Linked DNA regions of Homo sapiens: region 2 is linked to region 1. Evidence: chromatin contacts called from ENCODE Hi-C or POLR2A ChIA-PET data. All regions are on one chromosome and are shown on one strand. Each heading gives the region's core, a stretch centred on a gene start or an enhancer-like site at or near the end of the contact. The rest is flanking DNA. Distances are from core to core; before and after follow the strand shown. Region 1 overlaps ANTXR1 (ANTXR cell adhesion molecule 1). Region 2 overlaps ANTXR1 (ANTXR cell adhesion molecule 1).

Region 1 (3,379 bases), core at 312-2,811:
CTGACTGCAGCTTCATTTATAATAATAGATACTTGAAAATCAATCTCCAAAAAGGGAAGATATGCAATGTAATATGACATGGTCATTAAAATGATATTATTCAAGGATATGTAGTGACATGGAAAGATTATTCCTTGACAATGGTGACGTGATAAGAAACAGCTTGCAAAGTGGAATGACACGCCATATCATCATGGACCAAGTAAGTTAAAAAGCTCTCATGACCCCTTGAAGCGTTCTTTCTCAGAACATTCTAAATTCCTTCAACCATTTGCCCTTGAAAGATGAGCAAATTTTCTGAACTCAAAGAGTGGCCAAGCTGTGCAGGAAGCCTTGGGGACCATCCTGGACCATCCTGGGACAGAGGTTCTAACTTCCAAACCTTCTCACCTAGGCTCTGTCAAATGTGTTCTGCTTGGGCAATGCCCCCTTTCAAGCATGAGTCTGGCCAGCAACTTTTTGTATTTACAGGAAACTGTGGGAACAATGAACAATATTACCAAGCTAGGTTCACTCGGTAGAGAGGATGGGAAAGGCATTCCAAGCAGAGAAACCTAGCAAAGGTACAGAGACACAAAATGTCCTGGCATGTTCAGGGCATGACCAGCAATTAATTCCACGTGCTCAGAGCCCATTTGGAGGTGATGAAGGAATCTGGGGTAAGTAGCGTATGAAATGGAAAGGCTTGCCTTTCTAAATCAAGCTAAGGATTCTGGGTTTTCCCACAGTTTTTGCAAGTCTGAAGTGGAGGCATGGTGTGTTGAGGTTTGGTTTTACAAGGAGCACTGTGGTGGCTACCTACTGGGAGCAGGGGACACCATGTGCTTAGTAAATTTTAACAATCTTAGAATCAGATGTGCTACTGGTTTGCTATTTAGGTGGTTTCCTTTGGCACTTTCCCTTTTAAGTTGGCCCAAGCATTTCCTGGTGGGCTCCAAGGAACAATGGGACCATGAGCCCACCGCAGGCAAAAAGAGGGAGACGGGTGATGGCAGATGGAAAACACTCGTGTTCCCTGCTGCCACCCCTGACCTGGGGCTTGGATGGTTCTGAGGAGGTGGGTGCCAATCCCAGGGAAGGGCGGTGGCTCTAGGCTCTGGCTCCCTGAGCCCCTGCTCTGTGCTGAGCTGGAGGCCTTTCAGCAGCCTCAGAGGCTCTGTTGGTGGGCTTGTGTCTGCATCTGGAGGGCTGGGGTGGAGTAGCTGGGGGGAGGATGAAGGAGACAGGAACTAAGGAGGAAAATTTGCCAGGTTTCTGTGAGGTCAACATGTGTCTGAAGCAACTTAGAATGTAACCGAGAATGCAATTAGGTGATTTTTGTTTTTGTTTTGTTTTAAAGAAAAAATTCAGAACCTGTGACTCTTGTTCATGAGCACATGCCTGGATGGAGTCATTTTGAGTTTATGGAAAATGTGGTCAGCTCCATAAATCAGTGCTGAAGAATTCTTACAGACTCACCACCATGCAAGCAAGGCAGGCCTCTCTAGTGAGTCTCCTAAGGTTATGCAAAACAAAACAGAAGAAGCATATAGACAGAGCTACAATATTGCCCCCCCTGCCTCGCCTGGAATTCTTTCCTGAGTAGCCATAGGCAGCTATGAATTCTGGTTCTTACCTCATCTGTGACCTTTCTTGTGTAACTCCATGTGTACATCGTGTGGCTGTTGCCACGGCAACAAGGACACAATTTTCTGTATCGATTTCTCTCATGTATCTTATTTTAGCAAGACTTCCATAAAGAAAGGGCACTTAAAAGTAAACTGGATAATCATAATTTGTAACAGTGTTGAGAGTGTGTTCAAATGTATCCAAATTCTTAAGCTTCTTATATCTCAAATCTATTATTTTGCATGGCTGGAGAATAAAAGTTCAAGGTGGTATTATGTCTCTCAAAAACAGATGGAACATCTTCAGCTGTTAATACAAACTTTCATTCAGAATTGGTAAATAAGAGATTCAATTTAAGTGTGATTCATTAGAGGAAGTTCCATTTATTTTCATTCCATTGTTCTTGGATTTATATAACCAGCATTTTGCTCCCAAACAGCATTGATTCTTCTGTCTTATTAATGATAATATTTCTTTCTATCCAGCCTCTTTCCTATAACCCTCCCACTTCTTAGGTTGACCCAGTTTATGAATTGGTTTCTGCCAAACTGGTCAGTGGAAAATGGAATGTTAACATATTTTAGTGGAGATGTTTTTCAATTGCTGTGAAAAAAAAATGGGGTCATACACTGTATCAGCATCTTGTCACAAAAAAATAGTACTACTGAACCTTAGTTTAGGGATCTTATTATTATTTTTTTCTCAATCTGTCAGAGGAGTCTCATGCATGCTAAAAAAATTTCTTCATTTCCCATAGAAAGCAAATGTATACTTTATAAGACCAAACACCTCCCAGAGTACTAACTATGGCCTATGCTTGTTTCTCCTAACTGTAGAGTTTGTATTTAAAATTTCATATAGAAATTTGGTCTTGTTGACTGTCACAGACAAAAGCTCAAATTCCATATGTGATGAGGGCCAAGTCAACCCAGCATTTATATGAGCTGGTTTCACGTTTTTACTTGCCTGCCATCCTAGTCACAGCAAGAACAGCTAATTGGGCAGTGGCTCACATAAACTATGAAACTTTAGACCAAATCTTCTCAGCTACAAACCACCCACTGTCACCAGGTGCAAGGGGAGGGGGTAGCAGGGCCTGTCTATTGGGCTCTGCTCTAGTGTTCTCTAGTGTTAGCTGTGTCATGCTGGACAGTCAGGAGACCATACACACCAACTGCAATATGGCTTGAAGTTCTGTATCAACCATCCCCAGACAGCAGAACAGCACAGAGTAAATGACCATAAGGATATCTGTCATTGATTGAGCATTTTTTTTTTTCTTTTTCTTTTTTCTTTTTTTTTGAGACAGAGTCTTGCTCTGTTGCCAGGCTGGAGTGCAGTGGTGCAATTTCCACTCACTGCAACCTCCGCCTCCTGGGTTCAAGTGATTCTCCTGCCTCAACCTCCCAAGTAGCTGGGATTACAGGTGCCCACCACCACACCCAGCTAATTTTTGTATTTTTAGTAGAGACAGGATTTCACTATGTTGGCCAGGATGGTCTCGATCTCTTGCCCTTGTGATCCACCCGCCTTGGCCTCCCAAAGTGCTGGGATTACCAGTGTGAGACACCACGCCCGGCCCGAGCATTTCTTTCTTAACAAAAAATTTTTATTTTTTGAGACAGAGTCTCATTCTGTCGCCCAGGCTGGAGCAGTGGTGCGATCTCGGCTCACTGCAACCTCCACCTCCTGGGTTCAAGCAATTCTCCTGCTTCAGTCTCCTGAGTAGCTGGGATTACAGGCATGTGCCACCATACCTAGCTAATTTTTG
Region 2 (3,379 bases), core at 556-3,055, 42 kb before region 1:
TGCCATGTGGAACCCTACTCTAAATGTTTCCCATTAGAAACATTGCTCCTTAACTGGTTGGTGAGCACCTCTGAGGCACCCTCAAGGGCTTCTCCTGTGGAGCCTAGTGTTGCTCTAAAGAGCCCAACATTCAAGTTGGCACTCAACAAGTACTGCTCACACACCGGAGCTCCGAGGTGCAGCAAGATGTCTTAGAAAGCTCTGATTTTTCCCTGCAGGTTTAAGCTCTCCAAAGGTCAAGGATCCAGGAACACAGCTATGAGTTTAGGGCTTCTCAGTCACCTCCCCATGGTCTCCTTGGACATCTCCTAGGTTCTTGGAGAAAGGATAGCAAGAATCCTATGTACTTCCCTTGGCTTCCACACTTGAAAGGTTAATGTTACCTCTAAAAATACTTTTTGGGTTACCTTCGATTGCTTTATTAAAGGAAATTGTTCTCAACAAAAAGCTTTGCCTAAATTGGAGGTGACATATTCTGAAATGGTTATGATGAAATGGTCAGGATGAAAGATCTTGTTGATCAGGTTCTGGATTTCCTTGGGTTTGAACTCCAGGCATTGATGGTCTGAGGCATTTAGAGACAGGACACTGGTGCTGGGGGCTGTGGTCTGCCTTGTGGGTTGCAGTCAGGAGGCAGAGTTCTACCTCTAGTTCTGCCACTAACATACTCACTGTGAAACCTGGGGCAAGTCACTTTCTCTCTATGGGCTTCGGTTTCTTCATCTGTCCAATTAAGTTGTACCGGCTAGATGACGTTCAAGGGCCTTTCAGCCCTAATATTCTATAATTCCATCAACATTTTTTTTTTGAGATGGAGTCTCACTCTGTGAGAGTGATCTCGGCTCACTACAACCTCTGCCTCCTGGGTTCAAGCGATTCTTCTGCCTCAGCCTCCCAAGTAGCTGGAATTACAGGCGTGTGCCACCACACCTGGCTAATTTTTTTTGTATTTTTAGTAGAGACGGGGTTTCGCTATGTTGGCCAGGCTGGTCTTGAACACCTGACCTCAGGTGATCCGCCAGCCTTGGCCTCCCAAAGTGCTGGGATTATAGGTGTGAGCCACCGCACCTGGCCTCCATCAAAATTTGAATTCCTTTGAAACCTTTTCCTTGGATAATTTAATCTGAATTCTTTTGGGGCAGCCAGTTTGCACATTTCTTTATACTAATTAGTTTGGCTAATGCTTTGTATTGCATATTTTTCTGGTTGGTCATTAGATTTTTAAAAATATTAATAAATTGAAACTTCAAAATTGGAGGTCTGCCTTCTGCTTTTCTATTATTGTGGTAAGAGTTTGAGCTTGCCTGCAACTTCTGAATTTGGGTTTGTGGGATGACAGGGAGATGTGAGAAGAGGTGTGGGCCGATTGTGTGCAAAAGACTTGCCAGTGGTGAGCTCATGTGTGCTGTGTTATGAGACATCTGTTTGGGCATCAGGCACGCTCCGTGGAGAGGGAGCTGGACTTTGGAGATGGTTAAAAATATGCTATGGCTTCCACAGATTAAACCAAATAGTTTCCTATGAACAGAGGTCATCTAAGGAAAATGGATTCCACAGGAAGAACACTAAAATAATTAGATCGTAAAAGTATAACATACATGCCAAGTTTCCTCTGACAAATACCTTTTCTCTCTGGCCTAGTTCTCCCATTGATTACCTTGTTTGGAGGGCTGTAGGTATTTCTCAAGTTACTAATGAATTAGGTTTCCCAAGTCAGTTGTTTGGAATTATGAGCATAGTTTCTAACTTAAATCATTCTTGTAAACTCAGGCTAGACCACAAAACCTCATCGACATATTGAAGGCAATTGACATAATCCTGCCGAAGGTGGTGCTCTACTGATGAATTAAACACATCAACAATGAATGGATGGCTGGATTGGATGACTTAATAGTTAGCCTTCTACACTATGATTCTCTTCATTTGTTAATTTATTTATGCATTTATCCTTTTGACAAATGGGTTTTAAGTGCCGGCTATGTCCTCAAAGGTGCTGCAGACAGTATTGAGCAAATGTTGAGGTCCCTGTCCTCATGAAGAATATAGTCTAGAGGTGAAGACAGACAGTAGTTAAATGGACCCCAGCAACCACATTTGTGATCTGTGACCCTGAGCTTGGCCACAGTTGATTGGACCAGTTGATTGGACAACTATGCTGAGCTAGACCAATCAGATTCTCTCTCCTGCGAATTTGGAATGACCACTGAGTGACAGGTAGTTAGTTAGTCAGGACTGATCATTTGAATAGAGGGAATGTAAAGTGGGAAGCTGGGGATGAGGGAGCAGCCATCTTCTGCCACAGTCAGGGAGAAGCAGAGAAAGCTCTGATTCTGTTTCATAAAGATCCTTCATACTCATTCATTCTGCCCTGCCCTCATTGTTGCTCATCTTCTAACACTTGGCCACCAAGTAAACCAGTCTTCCTGCTTTCAGCCTTTCCCTTTCACTTTGATATTTTGGCTTTCCATGTAAAATTCATACACGTGTGCACACACACACATATATATAAATAAAAATGTGCATATACATACATATATATGCATGTCTACATATGTATAGATAGAGGTATGTATAAAATGTATGTATACCTGTATATATAAAAATGTGTAGATACACAGATGCATTCAAAGTTATCTTTCTGGCCAGGTGAGGTGGCTCATGCCTGTAATCTCAGCACTTTAGGAGGCCAACGCAGGTGGATCACTTTAGCCCAGGAGTTAGAGACCAGCCTGGCAACACAGTGAGACCCCGTATCTACAAAAAATAAAAAAAATTAGCCTGATGTGTGTGCCTTTAGCCCTAGCTACTTGGGAGGCTGAGGCAGAAGGATGCCCAAGAGTTTGAGGCTGCAATGGGCTATCATGGCACTGCTGCAGTGCATTCCAGCCTGGGCAACAGAGTGAGACCCTGTCTTGCTCCTTCCCCTTCCCCAAAGCTGGAGCCACGGGCAAAGAGAAGGGTGTGTTGTGAGTGGTGATGCTCTGATCCTTCTCGGCTCCCTTTTCTCCACTTAAAACTTGCCCTGCCTATAAATCTCATAATAGCCTGCCTTTTATGTGCTGTTCATGGAAAGGGATCCAAGGTCAACTCTTTTAATTGATTCATTTTGCTGACACACATACTGGCACGTTCTCCATAATAATGTCTTTGGATGCCAGAACTGAGGGTAAGATGAAAGCACACAGGAAATATTTGGTAACACGAGGAAACTAGAAAAATGAAGGAAAGGGTAGAAATAAAAATGGCATCTCTTTAGTGGGACATGTGTAAATACAAGGTCTGTCAAGAATTAATGTTGAGATATGACTTATTTAATGATAAAATCCCCTTTTTCCATCTGATTACACAGTTCTTTGTTGAAAATTTGAAAAATACACAA

Evidence for each region. Hi-C counts contacts between places; a loop is a spot of excess contacts on that map. ChIA-PET counts read pairs that join two places held with the same protein, here RNA polymerase II (POLR2A). Pooled maps may share reads with other maps.
Region 2: a map of IMR-90 shows a loop between it and region 1 (4-fold over the local background). The contact joins two enhancer-like sites. A Hi-C loop is called at or near these places in 1 of 168 maps with a recorded cell type or tissue (IMR-90) and 1 of 50 pooled maps. POLR2A ChIA-PET finds 5 or more read pairs at or near these places in 5 of 52 experiments (A549, AG04449, AG04450 and 2 more).

Annotation. Positions count from the first base shown.
Region 1 is chr2:69,194,698-69,198,076 of GRCh38, reverse strand. The region is part of intron 17 of ANTXR1 (ANTXR cell adhesion molecule 1); the gene reads right to left. It overlaps LOC124906019 (a long non-coding RNA gene), which reads right to left. Exons shown (of 2, transcript XR_007086799.1): 1 at 1-3,379. Among named protein-coding and RNA genes, the nearest start is that of MIR3126, 93 kb to the right of the region's middle. RefSeq lists an enhancer at 265-1,464. Within about 2 kb of position 1,561, at least 4 of the 41 ENCODE cell types and tissues checked have a DNase peak (open chromatin) inside an H3K27ac peak, as active enhancers do; they include IMR-90, where a contact is called at or near this core.
Region 2 is chr2:69,236,982-69,240,360 of GRCh38, reverse strand. The region is part of intron 17 of ANTXR1 (ANTXR cell adhesion molecule 1); the gene reads right to left. Among named protein-coding and RNA genes, the nearest start is that of MIR3126, 130 kb to the right of the region's middle. Within about 2 kb of position 1,805, at least 2 of the 41 ENCODE cell types and tissues checked have a DNase peak (open chromatin) inside an H3K27ac peak, as active enhancers do; they include IMR-90, where a contact is called at or near this core.